3 separate regions of the Homo sapiens genome follow, and regions 1 and 3 are each linked to region 2. Evidence: chromatin loops called from intact Hi-C (ENCODE). Cell type or tissue: gastrocnemius medialis. All regions are shown on one strand. Each heading gives the region's core, and the rest is flanking DNA. Links, peaks and the distances in the headings are about the cores only.

Region 1 (6,825 bases), core at 388-5,387, 290 kb after region 2:
AGGGTCTTGAATAAAGGTGAGGGCCAGATGCGGGCAGAGGGACAGGGAAGGGTCGCCAGCTCCCATCTCAGGAGGACTGGCAGGGAGACATCAGGAAGACTTGGGGAGGTCAAGCTCACTGACCCCAAATATTCAAAGGGATGTGAAATGGAGAAGAGGGACTGGATCCTTCGGGGAGGCTGCGGGAAACACTCAAAGGACCAGCAGAAGGAAAATTCGGGAAACACCTGTGCAACATGGAACAAGCTCCTTACAAAGGAACAAGCTCCCTGTCACTGGAGACTTGGCAGAGAGAATCTTAGCACAGGAAGGACCTTACAGCCTTCCAACCCAGCCTCCCACCCAAAGCTGGGGTCCCCTCTTCAAGATTGTTCTCAGATGGCCTCAGGCCTCTGCCTGGAGGGCATCAGTGGGAGCTTCAAACTTCAGCCGGCAAGACCTGGTCCTTGAAGAGTCTGTACCATCCACGACACTCTCCGGAGGACAAGCAAACTCAAAAGCTGCCTCAGAGCATCCTGAGCACCCACCAGTCCTAGCAGAAACTTCCAGAGAGTTGCTCCTGCTACTTCAATGGGGCCCGCTTACCTGTCTATTGTCCCTCCACAGGGGCAGGGGCCGGGAGACCTGCAGAGACAAAGAGGAAGCAATGTCTCCTGCAAGCGGTGAGCAAAGGTGAGCAAACATCCCTGCCTGTGCCCATCAGCACCGGCAATTACCCCAGCAGGAGGCCGGTGAGAGAGCTGTGCCGCAGGGTTGTTTGCTCATTAAGACAAGAAAATCATTTATGTTCTGGGACTCGAGTGTCAACAGACGCAGGGAAATGTCACTGCCTCAGCTGCCATCCTAGGCCCGGCCAAGGGGGCAGCTGGGGTCCTGGGCGCAGCTGGTGAGGCCAAGAGCGGGTGTGCATGGGACCAACCCTGCTCACGGCCCACTTCCATTGGGGCTGTTTCCTAGGCCTCTTGTCTGTTTTTCTCCCTAAGTCCCAATTTCTTTCTCGCCCTTTTTCTTTCCACTTTGGATCCAACTAGCAGAAGTAGAGAGTGAGGGCTTCTACGGTCCCAGAGAGTACACATGTGCCCCCCAATGGCACCATTCTTAGGGGCACCAACCATCCCGGTTCCCCAGCAGTGGGGAGGTTCCCCTGATGTGGGATTTTCAGTGCTAAAACTGAGACAGGCCCAGGCAAACCGAGACAGTGGTTTCTCGTACCGCGCCTGAGTCTCACAGCCATCCCGTAGGGTGGCACCATTCTCCCGTTTCACAGACCAGGGCCCAAGGTGATGGCGTGGGCAAGGCACCTTCCCCAAAACCCCTCTGCAGCCAGTGCCACCCCACCCAGGTGCTCTCTCAAGTCTCTCTACTTTCTCCAAATGCCCCTTTGCCTTTGCGTCAGACTTGGCCAGGGAGGTTGTGGCACCGGACAGAGTCACAGACCAGCAGAGGGTCCCTCGGAGACCATCAGACCCCCTCTCCTACCCAATACAGAATGAGGAGACTGGAGCCAGAGTGGACTGACTCATCTTGACAGCTCCCCAACTCAAGGCTACCCACCTCTTCTCCCCAGGGGCAAAGAAGGGCTTCCAGAAGCAGAAAGGAGTGGGTGGGGCCAGGAAAAGGCCCGCCACCACCATGCAGCCTCCCCAGTTGCCCAGCTCGGCTGTTCCTTGGCCCCAGAGAGCCCATGTTGGCAGCAGGCTCGGGCTGCCCACAGGGAGCCCCTCGGGTCAGCCCTGTGATGGCCTTGCTTTTAGGGGGTGCTGCCTTCCCTTGGGGAGCAAAGTGGAAGAAATGGAGGAGATGTCCACAAGGTCTGGCAGAATGAGGAGGATGCGGCAATTCCTCAACAACACCACCAAAGCTGCACCATGGTGCCCCAGCCCATCTCCCCTGCTGAACCAGGAAGAAGACAGAGAGGCCCCCAGAGGCCAGGCTGTAAGAAGGAGGGAAGCAATTCTGCTAAAAGAAGGAAGGGAAGGCCAGGTGCAGTGGCTCATGCCTGGAATCTCAGCACTTTGGGAGGCTGAGGCGGGTGGATCACCTGAGCTCAGGAGTTCCAGACCAGCCTGGGCAACATGGTGAAACCCCATCTTTACCGAAAATACAAAAAATAAAAAATAAAAAAATTAGCCAGGAGTGGTGGCAGGCGCCTGTAGTCCCAGCTACTCAGGAGGCTGAGGCACGAGGTTCGCTTCAACCTGGGAGGCGGAAGTTGCAGTGAACTGAGATTGTCCCACTCACTCCAGCCTGGGCGACTCTGGCCAGAGTGAGACTCTGTCTCCAAGAAAAAAAAAGAAAGGAAGGGAAGACGTGACAAGTACGCAGCCAAAACGCACCGTGCCCTTTAAGTCGCCAGGAGGAGGCTATATTTAGGGCCCGTGGACATTCCGCAGGAGCTCGGGCAGCCTTCACTGGGAGCAATCGCTAATCACTGCATTGAGTTTACGGGTGCCCCTGGGCACACTTAACCCAGGGCAATGAATAGTTATTGCGCGGCCTCCCGCTCGGGGCCTGTGGGCACACTTAAGCGAGCTCGCAGATCGCTGCGAGCAGGGCACGGCTCGGGTACACCCTTGGGCACCCTGCGCCATCAGCGGGGAGAGGCAGAGTATTAAATATCTATGTGCCCTGTGCCCACAGCTGCATTTAGCCAAGGGCAAGGCCGGTGAAACGGCTTTAATTAAAACTTAATGCAAGTTCAAGGTGCAGCCACGGAAGTGGCGGCTGCAGAAGTCACCAGGAATGAATCAGTCAATTCGATGAGGTTCTCAGATGGGGGAAGGGGCTGGAGGGGAGGCGGGGGCAGCAGAGACCTGCCTCTGCTCCTTGTGTGCTGCCTACCTCTGTGCGACTCTGTTTACGGATGCAGAGCCCCCCCCACCCACCTGCTCCCACACCTCGGTCAGTGAAGGATGCCAGGGACTGGGGCATTGGGGCATCTGGGCTTCAAGGGCAGGACGATGGAGACCAAGCGGCGCCCGAGTGAGGAGTCGTTTCTGCTTTTCTCAGCAATTCGGCCCAGGCCCACTGTCGTGTGAGGACAGCAACACCGTCCCCCTAGCGGCGGCTTCCAGAATCACAGGCTCAGTGCAAAGGGAGCAGTAACCAGCCCCGGGATGTCAAACAGGTGCCCTGGCAGCCCTGCTTGGGGATCCCGGGGCGGGGCCGGCCCCGCAATTCTTAGGTGCACCAACACTGGCTTTGGCGTGGCCACTCTGAGCCCTTAATAAAGGTAGGTGGGCAGAGGAAGCCCCTCCCGCTCAGCCCCTGCTCCTTCAGGTTAAGAAGCAAAGGAACTTTAGAGAGTCCAACATGGCAGTGAGCCGGGCTCAGAGCGGAGATGAGCCCAGGTCTTCTGAGCTGGGCTGGTGCAGGGGCCCTTCCCACCACAGCACACTCATTTTTGAAGCTCAGATCAGATGAGAAGAAAGCGATAAGCTCTTCCTGGGGCAAGTCATGCCTTGGTCGTATCTGTTCCCTCAGCAGCAGCACAGGGCTGGGCATACAATAGATGCTCAATAAATGCTTGTTGGGGCCAGGCGCGGCAGCTCACGCCTGTAATCCTAGCATTTTGGGAGGCCAAGGCAGGTGGATCGGTTGAGGTCAGGAGTTCGAGACTAGCCTGGCCAACATGGTGAAACCCCATCTCTACTAAAAACGCAAAAAATATTTTAAAAATCAACTGGCTTTAATTAAACTGGTGGTGGCGCATGCCTGTGATCCCATGAGAATCGCTTGAACCCAGGAGGCAGAGGTTACAGTGAGCCGAGATCACACCGCTGTACGCCAGCCTAGGCAACAGAGCGAGACTCTGTCTCAAAATAAATAAATGAACAAATGCTTGTTGGATAAATGGTGTTTGTCATCAGCAGCCTTTTCACTCCAACCTCCTCCTCTCAGTTCTGCCTTCCTCTCCTTTCTCTTCCTCCTTCCTTCCTCCTCCTCCTCACAGACAGAAGATGCCCACCCAAATCCCTCAGGCCAAATCCAGCACTTTGTTTGAGCCGCACAGTGCCTACAAAATTAAAGTGACTTGACCGGGCGTGGTGGCTCACACCTGTAATCCCAGCACTTTGGGAGGCCGAGGCAGGCGGATCACTTGAGGTCAGGAGTTCTAGACCAGCCTGGCCAACATGAGGAAACCCCGTCTCTACCAAAAATATAAAAAATTAGCCGAGTATGGTAATGCATGCCTGTAATCCCAGCTACTCGTGAGGCTGAGGCAGGAGAATCACTTGAACCCAGGAGGCGAAAGTTGCAGTGAGCTGAGATCACGCCACTGCACTCCAGCCTGGGTGACAGAACGAGACTGCATCTCAAAAAAATAAATAAATAAAGTGAACTTTTTTTAACTGGAGGATTTCACATACAATTATAGATTTCCAGTTTATCTTGAAATGTTGGAAAATCTGGCAAAATGGGGCTGGAGTGCAGTCCAGCCTCAGCTCCCTCTGTAGGGGGCCAGGACTGTAGGTTGTGCCTGTTCCAGCATCCCCAGCCCCCACCATGTGGTCTGGCTCAAAGCCCAGCTCTGTTGCTACCAGCTGGCAAGTCTCCTAATCTCTCTCTGCTTAGTTCTCTCACCTGCAGAATGGGGATCAATATAGAACCAACTACATAGAATCGCTATGAAGGTGAGATGAGTTAATATTTGCAAAGTGAGTAGAACGGCACCCAGCACAGAATGAGCCATATATAAGTGTTTGCTGGGCCAGGCGTAGTGGCCCACGCCTATAATCCCAGGGCTTTGAGAGGCCAAGGTGAGAGGATCGCCTGAAGCCAGGAGTTTGAGACCAGCCTGGGCAACACAGTGAGACGCCGTCTCTACAAAAAATTTGAACATTAGCTGGGCATGGTGTCATACGCCTATAGTCCCAGCTACTTGGGAGGCTGAAGTGGGAGGATCCCTTAAGCTCAGGAGGTCAAGGCTGCAGTGAGCCTGCGTGACGGAGCAAGATCCTGTCTCTTTAAAAAAACAGGCCGGGTGCAGTGGCTCCCACCTGTAATCCCAGCACTTTGGGAGGCTGGGGCAGGTGGATCATTTGAGGTCAGGAGTTCAAGACCAGCCTGGCCAACATGGTGAAACTCCATCTCTACTAAAAATACAAAAATTAGCAGGGCATGGTGGCACACACCTCTAATCCTAGCTACTTGGGAGGCTGAGGCAGGAGAATCGCTTGAACCCAGGAGGCAGATGTTGCAGAGAGCCGAGATTGCACCACTGCACTCCAGCCTGGGCAACAGAGCAAGACTCCATCTCAAAAAAACAAACAAACAAACAAACAAAAAAACCCAGCTGACTAAATGAAGGAATGAGTAAAATTCTTTATTGCTTCCTCCTCAGTCCAGCACGCTCATTTCTGTGGCGGGTTTGGTCCCTATAGATGTTTGGGTTTCTAGCCCTCCCCACTCCCATCCAAATCATGTTTAGCTTACAGAGGTGCCCCGCTGATGAGAGCTAGAGAGAAACTTGAATTCAAGGAGCACACACGGCCATGAAAGAGCTCACAGTTGGATGTGGGGCTCAACCTTTCTTCCCTGATGTTTAAAATGTAGACATTGCACCTGATCGTACCTGGGGTCTATAACTCTTTGACATTACCCAGGTCAAAAAAAAAAAGCATCCAAACTAGCAAATTTAGCAAATTTTTTCAATCCAGAGAGAAAGGACACAAAGATGCAATTTTGCAGCTTTGGTGATAACCCGACTGGCCCCCTGAGCCAGCCAAGATGGGAAATCCAGAACCCGAGGTCAGAGAGCTTTAATCCCCCCTCCCCTCCCATCTCACTCGTCCTTGCTCAGAACCCAACCCAGCAGAGACCTAGCCAGTACCCAGGGATGTCTAGGAGAACAATGCCATACTGCATCTGCAGCTACCACCTGTCTCCCTGGGCCACGTCCTGTGGTGCAGGAGCCAGGGCCACCTGCCTTGGCCTTTAGAGAGAAGCCCAGCCTGGGAGGTCCCTCTGCCACCTCCCAGACCCCCCGAACCCATTACCTGGATGAACATGGGCCCACAGTGGACGCTTTCCTGGCCCAGCCTTGACCTTAGCATCGGACACTTCATTATGTAGCGATCACTCCGCTCCAACCCCATCACCCCTTTCTGAAATATTCTGATTTCCAGCCTGTAATTTGCTTTCTGGAAGTAGGGCAAAATTCATGTATGCAAATGAGAGAGGAAAATACAGTTAATAGCCTGCAATTATAGGTCAGTCCCTGTTCACAGCAAATAGGACACCATGAACCTCCTAGAAGGTGGGCTTGTGGAAGAGGGATGGGAAACGAGACCAAGGTCGACACCAACACGGAGCTTGGGTCTGGCTCTGGAAGCTCAGCCCCCACCAAGGAAGCCCTCCAGGCTGGGGAGCATTTGGGGATTTGGGGAAGGTCAAACCTAGTCAGACAGAATAAGAGCTTGCGTCCTAATGTCCCTTGAGAGTTGACAAATATTTGTTCACACTTTATCTCCTTTGATGCTCACCAGTGTCTCATAAGGCTGGGCTATTTTTTGTTGTTGAGACACAGTCTCATTCAGTCACCCAGGCTGGAGTGCAATGGCCTGATCTTGGCTCACTGCAACCTCCACCTCCCGGGTTCAAGCAATTCTTGTGCCTCAGCCTCCCAAGTAGCTGGAATTACAGGCAGACGCCAACACGCCCGTCTAATTTTTGTATTTTTAGTAGAGATGGGGTTTCACCATGTTGGCCAGGCTGGTGTTGAACTCCTGGCCTCAAGTGATCCGCTCATCTTGGCCTCCCAAAGTGCTGGGATTACAGGCGTGAGCCACCAAGCCCAGCCAAGGCTGGGTTTATGAGACATAA
Region 2 (6,825 bases), core at 1,086-6,085:
CCCGTGTGCCATGCCCTGCATCAGGGTTAGGTGCACCCGCGAGACTGAGACCTGCACGGCCCCCGGGGACACCATGTTCTCTCTGCTCATGTGCAAGCCAGCCACGTGGGCACACTTGGGGCGGCAGGACCCCAGGCTGACTACACAGCCAAGGGAAGGCGTGGCTGGGGGGTCTCCTCCCAGGCGAACCTGCCAGGTCTGGGATCCTCAGAGACACCTGGGATGGGGGTCTAGAGGGGCAGGACTGGGCCTGGGGAGGGGAGGACACCTGGCGGGATGTGGAAGGAGAGGCTGTGGGCTCCGGGGAGGGCCTGGGACCCGGCTAGGGGAGGAGAGGACAGTCACAGGCAGCCACCTGGCACCCAGGGTGCACAGAGGGACTCAAGAAACCAAAAGACAGCTGTTCCCCTGGGGCGGGGCTGGCGGGTCAGCCGCTGTCCTGACCTCAAGCTACACAGGGTTGGGGGGCCCAGCTAGGGAGGAGTGGGCTCTGGCTGCTGGATTCAGTGGCTCAGGGACCAGGGAAAGGGGCTAAAAATAGCTGGAGGCAGCTGAGCCCTCGCTATATATGGCAGAGAAACAGGCTTCGAAGGGCAGGCAGCTTGCACAGGGAGGGGACCAGGCAGGGGTCCCTGAGGGGGCCCACAGGCCTGCATGGCCGAGCCCAGGGCCCAGAGAAGGTGGCTTGGGGGCCGAGCCCACAGAGGCAGCCAAGGCTCCGCTGTCTGTGTCCTCCAGCGCTCAGCGCTGAGTAGGCAGTCCCAGTGTCGGGCTGAGGGGGCGAGGCCTGGATCCCTGAGGCCATTGGCAGTTCCAGGCCCGCCTCTGCCAGCCCCGCTCTCCACTCCTCTGGGGGAAGGAGGCAGGGGCTGAGGCCCACTCCGCTCCCCGTCAGCTGCGGGCAGAGCTGGCCTGGGTGGGGGTGTGGAGGGGACGGTGGCCCTTGTCGCGTTCCTCTCCTCTCCTCTCCTCAGGCCCAGCACAATCACCTTGTGTCTGGCAACGGCAAGGGCTTTTCCTATCAGAGGAAACTGAAGGTCACACTTTTCCTCATTGATCTCGCAATGTTTGTTAATTACTCTGTCACTGATGTGGCGAAGGATAATTAAACAGCTCTGTTTATATCTTACATGCATAATTATGTGGCTGCGCAGGGCTCCCCGCACGGGGAGGAGATGCACCCCTTGCTGCAGGGGAAGGGCTAGGGGAGCGGGCAGGGGAGGCGCAGGGCACCGGGCACAAGGCTGGGAAGGAGGCCGGGGGCAGAGAGAAGGCCCAGACCTGGGGGCTGTGGTCCTGGCGACCCCCTTGCCTGCTGGAACCCCCGGCCCACCCTCCCCTGAGCAGAAGGCGCGCAGGGCTGCTCTCGATCCCCAGGACATGGACATGGAGACACCAGCAGAGCAGGGCCTCAGTGCCTCGTGGGAGAGAGGTCAGCCAGGGGACCGTGGCCGGGGCAGCTGGCTGTAAGAGGATACGCTGGCCGGGCTGGCAATCCATGTGGCCCTGAGACGTCCTGCTGGGAGGGCCAGGGACAGCGGTGTAGGGAAGGAAGAGGAGGCCAAGGGGAGTGGCAGGAGAACAAAGCTTGTCCTGGGCTCCTCCGAGAAAGCTCCGTAAGTAGCAGAATGTGCAGACAGCAGGCTCACAGGCTCATGCCGTTGACCGCTGCGCCCCTCTTGTGCCAGGTACTGTGCCCGGTAAGCTCAGGCCTCACAGGTGTGTGTAAAGAGTCACCTGCCCACCATCTGTCCAGCCATCTATCCCATCCGTCTGTCTATCCACCCACCCGTCTATCCCTCCCTCCCTCCCTCCCCACCTGTCCACCCCTCTGCCTGTGGTTTCTTGAAGACCCACTGTGTGTGGGGCAGCTGCAGCCCTTCCCTTCTCACCTGGGGTGCCCCTCCCCGTCCTAGTCTCTCCCACTCCAGGAGCCCTCCCTGGGTGGGATGAGGGGCCGGTATTTAGAGCAGGAGTGAGGAGTCGGGTGTGCTTACCAGACACACTGCCCCTTCCCCACTGGCCTCCCTGTCCTGGCCTTCAGCCTCCCTTCGAAGGCCAGGCACCCACCTGAAGCCTGCCTGGTGCTGGGGCCGCTGTCCTCCTTGGAGGCTGCCCCGTCCGAATCCTTCTCCTCCAGGGCACCGCCGTCCTTGGAGGGCTCCTCCGCGTGGTCTTCCTCATCGCTGCACCCCTGGGGCTGCACCATGTAGACACCCTCGGGAGGCAGCTCCAGGCCCTCGCGGGCAATCCGCCCCAACACGGGTGTGGGTGCCGGCTCCTCGCTGTACTCCCCGTTCACCCACTTCTCGATCACTGCCCGTCTCTTGTCTTCCTCGCTGCGGGGGGCCCGGGCTGCCCCAGACTCAGGGCCACTGCGCTCTTGGTCCCGGGGCTGCGATGGGCTGCCCTCCGTGTGGGAGCCGGCGTCAGCTCGCTTCTCCACCACCACCTGGCGGCTCAGCTTGGCGCAGATGGCGTTCAGCTTCAGGCCACCCTTGCGTTTGGGCGCCATGGCGGGCTTGCCTGCAGGCGGGTCCGTGCACCGGGTGCCCTCAGCTGCAGGGATGGAGGAGAGCACGGAGGTCAGAGGCGTGCAAGGCCAAGAACAACCCACCCTCCCGAACAGCCCTGCATCCCCCAAGCTGCAGGCCTCCCCCATTGACCACAGTGCCATCAAACTGCCCTGAGACTGCCTGGCATGTGTCTATCTCCCCCACTAGTCTATGAGCTCCGTGGCCATGCTTGAGAATCACTCTACTTTCTGAGCCTGGCAGGGTGCCTGGCACAGAGTAGGTAGTTCAAGAACTAGTCTGTAAATGAACAAATGAATGAATGAATGCCTCTTCAACTACAAGGGGCGCCCAGGTCCTGGAGGCATTTCCTAGGCTTGCTGGGCCCTGGGAGGGGGTGTGCCCTTTGACACACAAGGAAACTGAGGCCCAGGGAGGTTAAGGAGCCGGCTATGCGGTCAGGCTGTCAAGGGACAGCGTGGCATTCCTGGCAGCTTGTTCCGCTTGGGAGCGTCCTGCCTTACCACACGTTCCTGGGGAGGAGTCACAGAGAGCCAGGGACCAGCTTGTGCCAGCCTCTTGCCTCACTGTCCCGGCAGCACTTGGCTGGCACCCTCCCACCCGAGCACGTCAGCCCCTGGCGGCTCCTCTGCCAGGCCAGGTCCCTGGGCCCTACCTGACTCCAACCCTGCTCAGCAGAGAGCAGAGATCTCCTTTTCTCCCAGCCACTCAGGACCCTCCCGAAGGCCTCCGTGTTCCTCAGTCTCCTCCCTGCCTCAGGGTCTTCTCCAGCCCTTGCCAGCCCCCTCTTGGCCTCTCTGTCCATTTCCTGTTGCCACTCCCTTCCCCAAGCCTCAGTCAGAGCCATCCAAGTGGAGTTCCTCATGGCACTTCCTAGGGCCACTTGTCCCTATCCTAGGACCTTGCTCCCCAGCCTCGGCCAGCCTCTGCAGCCCCGGAAGGCCTGGCCAGCCCACTTCCCAGCCCCCAGGAGCTCCAGCAGGTGCAGGGTGGGATCGCTTAGGTCCCTCACGGAACGCCCCGAAGCGCCGGTCACAGCACCTAATCCCCGAATGTGACAGCCCGACACACACAGCCGGAAGGAAGCCCTCATGAGGCGACTTGAGAGCCAGCGACCTCCCTCGCGGCCGCATAGCCCAAACTCTGTCCCTGATAGGGCACCGAGGGTCCTGGGGGGGCATACGGCAAGCCCACCCACCACACAGCCTGGGACCTGCCACAAAGGCTGGCGAGGGTGGACACACACACACGCACACACACGCGTGCACACACAGCGCAGCCACATGGAACTGTCTGTCTGTCCGTCCATTTAGTGAGCTCCTTCTGTGGGCCAGACCCTGTGGTGGGGCTTGGGGACAGCGCAGTGGCCACAGCAGCAGGGGCTCGGCTCACACTCACTGTGTACAAAACAAAATGTGCCTCTCCATGGCCCTCACGGGAGGAATGGGCGTGTCAGAGTCTCCACATAGGCGGGAAGGCTGAGGGCAGGGCCCCCCGGCTCCATGGTCAGAAGGGGCTTCACTCTAATGATCACCCCCTGCCAACTTTCCACATGCCAGGAAACCCGATGAGAGGCCTACCCAGGCGGGAATGGCAATACCTGGGTCCACCCAGGGGCCGCATCCCTGAGGTGGACTTGACTCATACGCACAGATAACCGTCCCCTGATAGACACAGTGCCTGGCCGTCCCAGCCAGATCCTTCCCTTGTAGCCAGTGGCCAGTACGGATGGCTCACTTGGCCCAGACGAGACAGGGTGACTCTAGCCCAGCCAGGCCCACTGCCAGAGAAGGGTCTTCTCAGCCCACTCCCAGGCCTTCCAGTCCTGTGACCCTGGCTTCAGGGCCTTAGACACTTGCCCAAGCCGATGCCCACTCTACCCAGGTTCGTCCACATCTCCAAGTCTGTGCCACCCACACCCAAGACCCCAAGCACGATGCGGGGCCCCTCTCGAAGTTCTGAGACGGGGCCTCCTCTTCACAGCATCCCACTCGACCTCGGAGCTGCCCAGCAGGTTCTGTGACGCCGGGTGTCCTCCAACAGGCCTCCGGGGAAGCGGGCCTCACCTGGTCCCCTCATCCCTTGCCCTGGATGGGGAAGGGAAGGGGGGAGTGGGGGAGCCTGCACTATTTTTACCAGGAGGTAAGCAGCCAAGTGTGGATGGCAGACAGCAAATGAATCTGTAAATATTTATCCTAAGGAAGAGGGAAGCAGAAGCTCCCAGGGCCGCACTTGCTGCTGGTGACGCCCCCTCCCCGGGCCCCCACCCATCCTGGAGCCTCCCCGCACTTTGGCCCACCCAGCCCAGCCCACCTTCTCCCCATCTCGGCTGTGTGCCTGGCTCAGTCCCTGCCCGGGCCCCCACCAGCTGCGGTGCAGCTGTGTACCCAGGACCCGCCCCCAGCCCCAGGCCCCTTTGCTCCTGCCGACTCCCCCGGCACCTGCCCTCCAGCTGCCGCGCTGCCCCAGCCCACCTGCCTTCCAGATGCTGCCCTCCCTCTCCCTCTCTTGCTGGTCCCAGGGGTGGAGGTGGGAGGCGTGTGGGCCGGGGACACAGGGGCAGGAGGCAGAGGTAGGGCTTAGGTTTGTAAGTGCGAGCGCGTGTGAGGCTGGGCGGCGGGAACAGGGGTGCGTTGGAGCTGAGGTCTAAGCTTTCCGCCGCCTTCCGGCCCAGGGCCCTGGGATCCATAGACGATCCGCCCCCCACCCCGCTGTGGTCTGACCCCAGACTCCTGTCCATGTAAACATTCCTCTGACTTTCTTCCCTAAAATATAAACGCCGTGGCCAGGCCTCAATGGAAGGAAGCCATCCGTCCCCGGCCCTGTCACTGCCCCTTTCATCTCCTTCCCGCCACCAGCCTGCCCGCTGCTCTATTTACACTGGACACTTCCTCTGGGAACAATACTGCCCAGGAGGCAGGCTTGGGCCAGAGGGTGGGAAGGCGAGGGGACTCCTGCTCTGCTTCCCCAGAGACGGGAGAGGCGAGGGGAGGGGCTGCCGAGGTGGGCTGGGCCGGGGCCTGGGACCCACACACAGTCAGAGCCCACTCTCTGCTGGTGGCGGTGCTCTTGGCCTCCAGCCTCTGGCCCCACGGGCTCTGGCGCAGCACCAGGGTATGGCCTAGCCTCTGGGGTCAGGGAGTTGGGAGCTCACGGCGGAGCTCTGCCCTGCGCTAGCTCTGGCCCTGGGCAAGATTTTTCCCTGTAGAAAGGCGGCCAGGCTGTTAGGTGAGAGAGGGCACCTGTCTGTGCCAAGCACAGGGCCTAGCAGGGATGAACCTGGGAAAAAGCAGCTGAGCCCTGGGAGGGCCACCAGGCAGATGTGGTGCCACACGTGAGCTTGAGATTCCAAGGCTGAGAAACCTTACCTGGCCTGGAAGAGGCAGGGGACAGAGAAGAGGCCAGAGGTCTGGGGCAGGGGCGGGCTGGCCTCTCAGCCCCTCCTCGGATTCCTAGGTTCGGGACCTTCCCTCTCAGGGCGCCACGAGCAGCAGGTCTCCCCGCAGGTCTCTGAGCTGAGGAGACCCTGCACAGGGTTGGGGAAAACGGGCATGGACTGGACCGTCCACCTTTCCGGGCACTAAGGCATGACTTGTAACGGCCCAGCGGAGCCGGCACTGTCATTGTCCCATTTCATAGAGGAGGAGGCTGTAGACACTCCAGAGCCCAAGCTCACCCTGGCCAGGAGCTCCCGAAGGCTGGGACTTGGCCCCATCCCCATTAGGGCCCCTAAGCCGGCCCTAGGAAATCCCAGGCCTCTCTGCGGGGACTCCTTCCCCTGCCCCGTCCCCTCCTCACCCTCGCTTCCTGTTCCCATAACACGGAGCCCCTTAAAGTGTTAACTGCGATGGGTAAAATGGTGCAGCAGATTGCTACAATAAATAATTTACTGATATTTATAAATATTCAAATCAGCCGGCTTCAGAAATCAAATGAAGGGAGGGCCTCGGGAGAAGGCCCCGTTATGGCATGAATCTCATCACCCCCTCCGTAGGCGGGGGCAGGCCAGGGCTCCTGCCAGCTCTGGGTGAGAGGGGCGTTCCTGTAGCTGCACCGCATCCCCAGTCCCCTGATCTCACTGCTCTCTGGAGGTAGCCTGCTCACCTGGTCAGGGCCAGGCCCCCTCCCGCAGGCATCCTGGGTTCAAGGGGAGGAGAGGCTGCAGTGCCCACCGCCCATGGCCCTGGGTCTCAGAGTTGCTTGTCCTGCCTCAACGGTGGGTGGGTGGGGGTCTGTCCCAGGGGGCCGGGCAGGCCTGGCAGCCCCTCCCCAGCCGTGAGTAATGTGTTCT
Region 3 (6,825 bases), core at 1,172-6,171, 79 kb after region 2:
CAGCAAGCGCCGAGACACGGACCCCTCACCGCTTCTCACGTGCCCCCAGCCGCAACCCCACCACGGCTGCTCGGTGGTTCCGAGACACACTGGCTCCCAGCACTTTGCAACCACAGGGTCCACGGCTGCAAGTCAATACCTCACCCATGACATGAACGTGATGTCCCAAACAGACAGAAGCATTGACTTCTCAAACATCAAGCACACGATTAGGCTTCATGCCACCCCGGTGTCCGCTTTTCAGAAAGCAAGAACCACGGAGGAGGACAAAGAGCTGGGCAGAGGGGCAGGAAGGCGGGAGGGGGCGGAGGAGAGGGGAAGTTGTCTTGCAGGGAATAATGTGGATCAGGCTGTCATCTGGAGACCCATCTTCATCTAGAATTAATGCACTAAAGTTATTTTGTTTTTCCTCTAAATGGTTTTAAAGAGACAGTGAATTCTCGGCTCGGACGCGGGGCTTGGTGTGTAGCTGGTCCAGGCTGTGTAAAGTGAACAGGCAGAGATTCCAGCCAGGCCTGAGTCCATTCTCTCCCCAGTCCCTGGCCTGGCCTCACCTCCTGCCCATGTGCTTTCTCTCAACTTGTCGCAGAAAACAAAGTTTAAGATCCCTGTCTTTCATGGCTCCCCATAAAAAGGCTGAATCTAGAAGTGAAGAACTTGAAATCCTCCAGTCAGGGTCAAGCCCTTATCTGAGCGCATTGAAAGGAAGGAGAGGAAGGGGAATGGGTTGGTGAGGAGTTAGAAGCCTCTGGCCGGGTGTGGTGGCTCATGCCTGTAATCTCATCACTTTGGAAGGCTGAGGCAGGCGGATCACTTGAGGTCAGGAGTTCAAGACCAGCCCGGGCAACATGGTGGAACCCTGTCTCTACTAAAAATACAAAAAATTAGCCAGGCATGGTGGCACACGCCTGTAATCCCAGTTACTCGGGAGGCTGAGATGGGAGAATTGCTTGAACCCGGGAGGCAGAGGTTGCAGTGAGCCGAGATCACGCCACTGCACTCCAACCTGGGCAACAGAGCAAGACTCCATCTCACAAAAAAGAAGAAAAAAAAGCCTCTGAGCAAGAAGCCTGGGCCAGTTCCTGGGGGTGGAGCAGCCCCCTGAAAGCAGTACTGAAAGAGAGCTCGGGGAGTATTCCCAAAGCCAGTTTTCCCCAAATAGGAGTCCCTATGGTCCCTGAAGCTCAGGCAGGGCACTAGAGCCCTCAGGACAGAGGGGCAGAGGCTGGGGGACAGGAGGAGTCTGGGGCATAAACCGGAGAATCCCAGGGGATTCTGGGCGAAATCAGGGTCCAGTTAGCTGTCCCTTGAGGCCCAAGAGGCCAAGGGAGACATTCAAGGGTGAGTGATATTTGGGGAGACTCTAGCCTGAGGCTGGCTGTCCCCACGGTCGGAGAAGGAGACTACATCTCCAAGTACCCCCACTCAGACCCATCGGTTCATGGGGAGAAAGGGCTCAGAATGAAGGAGAGCCCTGGGAGAGCCCTGGGCCTCCACCGAGAACCTTCTAAGTGTACCCCGGCATCCTCCACGTAGAGACCTGTACTCAGGGGGATGGGCTGGGGGCCGGGGGAGCTGAGAACAAACAGCGGCAACAGGAACAGAGTTGAGCCATTTCAATTATTCATATGCCAGATGGATTCTTTTCCTGCCTTTTTTTTTTTCTATAAAAATAAGGAGGGAGGGAGTAGGTCTTATGACAGTCTCCAAAATGGGGGGGCGGGGTGCGGGGGGAGGAGAAGAGGGAAAGGGAGAAAAAATAGAAATCCAGTGCCCTGTTTGTGCCCCTCTCCAGCCTTGGAGAACCCCGATCCCGTGACGGGAGGGCAGGCGGGATGGGAGATGTCTTTTAGGTACCCGATGAGCAGAGAGCAAGAAGCGAGGGAAATTGTTGAGGAAAGGGAGGGAGGGAGGGAGAGAGAGAGAGGAGCGGGGAGCATGGGGCGGCGGGGGGAGGCAGGCAGAAGAGGGTTCTGACCTTCTGTGAAGGATATAAAAAATCCAGCCGCCTCAGGGGACACCCAACTATCTAGCATATTGCTGTTAAAATGTCTGCAAAATTTAATACACTTGGCATACCACCTAATCAGTCCTTGGAAACTCGGGCACTCTCTCCCCCTTAGACTCAAACTGCTTCAGCCCTTACGCCTAGGGTACTCCCACCCCGACCCTGCCCCCTGATTTTAGATAAAGTTGCTCCCTCCCCACCCGTAAAAACAGCTGCTGTGGCTTTTAGGACACATTTAATCCTGAAACTTGCCCAAAGTCCAGAATTCAGTTTCTAGGAAGCAGGTGGCATGGTAAAGAGAGCCAAGGGTGGGGTCCTGGGGCGGGAACTTTGGTACCGAGACTTCTTGGGGGTGGGGTGGGGGGCATTAGCAGAAGAGAGACACGGCACCACGAGCAGGCATGTCCTGGGCACCACGAGCAGGCATGTCCTGGGCACCACGAGCAGGCATGTCCTGGGCACCACGAGCAGGCATGTCCTGGGCACCACGAGCAGGCATGTCCTGGGCACCACGAGCAGGCATGTCCTGGGCACCACGAGCAGGCATGTCCTGGGCACCACGAGCAGGCATGTCCTGGGCACCACGAGCAGGCATGTCCTGGGCACCACGAGCAGGCATGTCCTGGGCACCACGAGCAGGCATGTCCTGGGCACCACGAGCAGGCATGTCCTGGGCACCACGAGCAGGCATGTCCTGGGCACCACGAGCAGGCATGTCCTGGGCACCACGAGCAGGCATGTCCTGGGCACCACGAGCAGGCATGTCCTGGGCGACAGGGGAACACAGTCCCAGATGGGCGGGCAAGGACTGTATGTCTGGGTAGCCAGCGAGAGCCATTCATCCTGACAGCTCTTATTTAAAGAGCTGCCTGGCACGCAGGAGAGCCGTGACCTCACCAGAGCACACAGGCACCCCGGTACACGGTACACGCAGACGCATGTCTGCCATGTGCTCCGTCAATCCACCCAATACCCCCTAAGACTCCACGGCCACTCCAAGTCCCCAGCAACCGGCGAGGAAGTTTCCAGATGAGCCTACGGAATAGGCCACCTGACCTTCTAGCCCCAGCAGAGCAATCAAAGCCCAGTATGACCTGGATATTTTTGGCAGGTCACCATTTGCTTTGCTTGACAAAGAAGATCCCACAGGGCTCCTAAGTGGGACTGGGAGGACCGATCCCCAAAAGCTTCACCCTCTGCCCCAAGGAAACAGAGTTCTTACCAAATTTTCTTTGTCCTTTTATTTTGATTTCCTCACCTCTGACTCACATGAAGTCTCGGGTGGCCTTAATTAGGTCTGAAGTCCCCTAAGAGACTCAGGGAACCCCAGGCAGCCTGCATCATGCCTATAAGACAGAGGTCAGATGGGACAGGCCAAGAATTGGAAGAATCCAGTGTGTTCCCCAACTGCGAGAGTAAGCCACAGTACCAGGGACACGAACACAGACAGCTTCTTGACCTTCCTTGCCCTTCGCCAAGTGGATTGAAATAGAGGCAAACAGCAAAAGGGGACTCAAGGGGGTGTGGGCAGGGCCGGCTTCCTGGGTGTGCAACCCATGCAGCCACACAGGGTCTCATACTCAAAGGGCACCTGCTGGGTTGAACGTCCTGCTGTCAGTGTTGTGAAATTCTGAATCAATTTAGAGCAAGAGGCCCTGCATTTTCATTGTGCACTGGGCCCCACAAATGATGTCGCCAGTCCTGGGTGTGGATTTTGGAAGATCAGACGACCTGGGTTTGAATCCCAATGCTCTGTCCCCTCTAAGCCAAGAGATATCAGAAAAGCCACTCATTATCTCTGGCCATAGGGCACCTATGGCCCTACGGGTCTAGAAGATGGAGTGATCACACCTGCTCACACAGAAGCTGGGAGAATTGAGAGGGACAAAAACGGGGAAGAGCCTTGGGCACATGATCATGAGCTCCTATTCAAACACAAGGTGTGGATCAAGAGGGGAAAAGGAGGCCTGGTGGCCGTGGTGCTGGCTTCCTCCCGCCCTGGGGGATCGCCTTACTCTGCTGGGTGAGAGGTCTGCCACTAAGCAGTGCAGAGGGAAGCCTGTGGCGTGCCCGGCCCACTGGCCCCATTCACAGGTGAAGAAACTGGGACAGAGTCAACAGATGACCTGCCTGTCGTCATCATAGAGTGGCCTCGAGGCAGGGCGAAGCTGAGGACATACTGTTCCCGCTGTCCAGGCCTCTGCCTTGGCCACAGGACACTTGAGATGAAGAGAGTGACAAGGAGGCAGGATTTGGAAGAGCGGGGAGGGAAGGGCCTCATTACACTCCATCACTCACACGTGCGCGCACACACACGCATGCACGGCAAAATTAAAGCTGAGAACTCGGCCAAAAAGAAAAATCCTACCCCTGTTCCATCGAAACTTATTTTAGGGCAGGAGGTAATTGCCAAAGATCCAAATAAAAAGCCAACCACAGGCTGTAAACGGCTCCAAGTCTTTAATTAGACCCCAGGAAAAAATAGTGGCAAAAAGAAAATGAAAGTAGGAGAAGCTCCCAGAGGAAGGAGTCTGCGCGGGATCCCTTCTGCCTTCCCAGCCCCATGGCTTCAGATGAGGGCCCCCTTGCCTGGGTCTGGCATCAGGGTTGTCTGCTAAAAAGGCTGGCAATGCCTACTGCTGGAGGCAGGTGCAGAACCAAGACAGCACCTTGCACCCCAACCAAGGGCCAGCCTGGACCCGGGACCTTCTCCTAGAGCCGTCCTAGACCCCAGCCCATGTCTGGCCTCATGTTGGGGCCACCACAGGGCAGAGGGACAGAGCGGAGGGTGAGCTTTTTCTACCACCCCTGGAGGTGAGAGAGCAGGGAAAAGAAAAAGCTCAGATCTGGAGTGGCCTTTGACCCACTGGAAAGTCTGCCCATCAAGCCAAAAGCCCTGGCTCCTGGGCCATGGAGCAAAGGATGCACATGTCACCTTCCCCACTCCCAGGAGCCGTTTTCCAGGCTCCCACTCCCTGCCCCTTCTCTAGGGCCCATGTGGGGTTGGGTAGCTCTGAGATCATGTGGGCAAGATGGATGACCCCATGGCTTCTCCCCTCATAGCCCCCGCTAACCAGGAGTGGACGCCCAGAAGTCCATGGAGTGACAAATGGCATGTGATGGCCACCCAGTTGGCAGTGCCATTCCCCTAACGCAAGGTAAGCACACACAGACCCTTTGCCCCAGGAGGCTCCAGCTACTCCACCAGCTACCCCCATACCCTCTGAGCCTCTGGCCCTTGGAGACATAGGCCACCTGAGACTAAGGGTGGGGCTGGGAAGCAAAGGGGAAGCCGTCCTTGGGAAGGTGGGGTCTGCAGAGAGAGGCAGGGTTCTGAATACGCTCATCTTTCGTAGATGCAACCCAGCAGACAAACCAAATCCCATGGGCAGGGATTCTTACCAAGTGCTAAGTCTAGCACCTGCCAAACCGTGGCGGAAGCAATGGCTGCCATTGAGGGTCTAACAGTGGCCAGGTCCCAGCGGCAGATGAAAGGCGTTCCACCCAGATGTCAGGGAAGAACCCTGGAGTAGAACACATCTCAGCACACCTCCAGTGAGTGAGCAGAAGCTGCAGTCCCTGTCCCGGGCTTTGCAGAGTGGGGAGAAGGTGAGGTGGGCTCAGGGTCCCTAATCAAAGCCCAGCCCATGTGCAAGAAACGGGAAAGAACCTGCCTTGTGACATCAAAGGCTGACATCAAAGGCTGCAGGGTCGACCACACTGAAGACCCCCACTCTGCTCTCTTGTGGGTCACTGCAGCTGCCTGGAATTAGGGGTGTCTCACCACACCTAGCTCCCCCTCCAGAATGAGCAATCACTGGGAGAGGGTACACAGTACACTGTGCTCACCTGCCTGACTTTTTTTTTTTTTTTTTGAGATGGAGTCTCGCTCTGCCGCCCAGGCTGGAGTGCAGTGGTGTGATCTCAGCTCACTGCAAGCTCCGCCTCCTGGGTTCACGCCATTCTCCTGCCTCAGCCTCCTAAGTAGCTGGGACTAGAGGCACCCGCCACCACGCCCGGCTAAGTTTTTTGTATTTTTTAGTGGAGACGGGGTTTCACCGTGTTAGCCAGGATGGTCTTGATCTCCTGACCTCGTGATCCGCCCGCCTCGGCCTCCCAAAGTGCTGGGATTACAGGTGTGAGCCACTGCGCCCGGCCATGTGCTCGCCTTTCAAAGGCTCCCTGCATCCAACTCCCCTTCTAAGCCTGGCAGAGGAGAAGGTGATTGCCAGGCCCGGCCTGTCCTTACTGCTGCAGCAGCTACTCCTGGGCAGGGGTGGCAGGCCGAGCCCTGTGTGTATACCATGTTCTTCACCTATCCTGGGCAGGGGCGGCAGGCCGAGCCCTGTGTATATACCGTGTTCTTCACCCATTTCCTTTCCCGTTTCTCAAACAGACGTTAGCGACGACAAATTAGGAGTGGGCCTAACAGTGACAGAGGCAGCAGTGACCCCTCACTCAGTACCTACCAGGTCCCAGGTCCGGTCACAGGCATTTTAGAGAACGCATCCCTGCAAAGACGATGCTATTGTGCCCATTTTACAGAGGAGTACAATGAGGCTAAGCTTGCAGAGTGACGGCCATGTCTATAAAACAGTGGGTCTGAACTGCAACTCAGGTCAGCCTGGTTCCAGAGCCCATCTCTCTCCATGGTACCTCTTTCTCGCAGTCAGCTCCCCGACCTGACCACTAGTTCCAGGCAGGGGCAGGCCTGGTTGCCCCTTCACCACTGCTTGCTCCTCGTCTGGGGTCTCTGACCACTGGTTTTATGCCTGTAGAGTCACCTGAACTGTAATGTAGGTGACAGTCATAAACTC

What was found. A loop is a pair of places that touch in the nucleus more often than their neighbours do. Peaks named below come from ENCODE experiments on the same cell type or tissue, not always from the same donor. Only the 100,000 strongest peaks of a DNase experiment are listed, where the experiment ranks them.
Region 1: it touches region 2 in a loop (2.3-fold over the local background); 1 of 110 quality-filtered maps calls a loop at or near these places.
Region 3: a loop joins it to region 2, with 5 times the contacts of the local background. A loop is called at or near these places in 1 of 110 quality-filtered maps.

Annotation. Positions count from the first base shown.
Region 1 is chr1:10,958,129-10,964,953 of GRCh38, forward strand. It overlaps CIROZ (ciliated left-right organizer protein containing ZP-N domains), which reads right to left. Exons shown (of 13, transcript NM_001170754.2): 5 at 6,000-6,143; 6 at 586-624. Among named protein-coding and RNA genes, the nearest start is that of CIROZ, 21 kb to the right of the region's middle. RefSeq lists enhancers at 333-1,102, 1,872-2,641 and a silencer at 2,944-3,238. In gastrocnemius medialis, for the core only: CTCF peaks have their summits at 3,050 and 3,249; DNase peaks (open chromatin) are centred at 2,373 and 3,033; H3K4me3 peaks cover 720 bases; H3K27ac peaks cover 3,265 bases.
Region 2 is chr1:10,663,013-10,669,837 of GRCh38, forward strand. CASZ1 (castor zinc finger 1) reads right to left here. Exons shown (of 21, transcript NM_001079843.3): 5 at 2,071-2,559. Among named protein-coding and RNA genes, the nearest start is that of CASZ1, 130 kb to the right of the region's middle. RefSeq lists enhancers at 1,400-2,148, 2,149-2,896. In gastrocnemius medialis, for the core only: no CTCF peak of the experiment used is centred there; DNase peaks (open chromatin) are centred at 1,489, 2,537, 3,059, 3,566 and 2 weaker places; H3K27ac peaks cover 5,000 bases.
Region 3 is chr1:10,741,952-10,748,776 of GRCh38, forward strand. The region is part of intron 2 of CASZ1 (castor zinc finger 1); the gene reads right to left. Among named protein-coding and RNA genes, the nearest start is that of CASZ1, 51 kb to the right of the region's middle. RefSeq lists enhancers at 2,279-3,478, 3,577-4,500. In gastrocnemius medialis, for the core only: no CTCF peak of the experiment used is centred there; DNase peaks (open chromatin) are centred at 3,040 and 4,160; H3K4me3 peaks cover 466 bases; H3K27ac peaks cover 4,820 bases.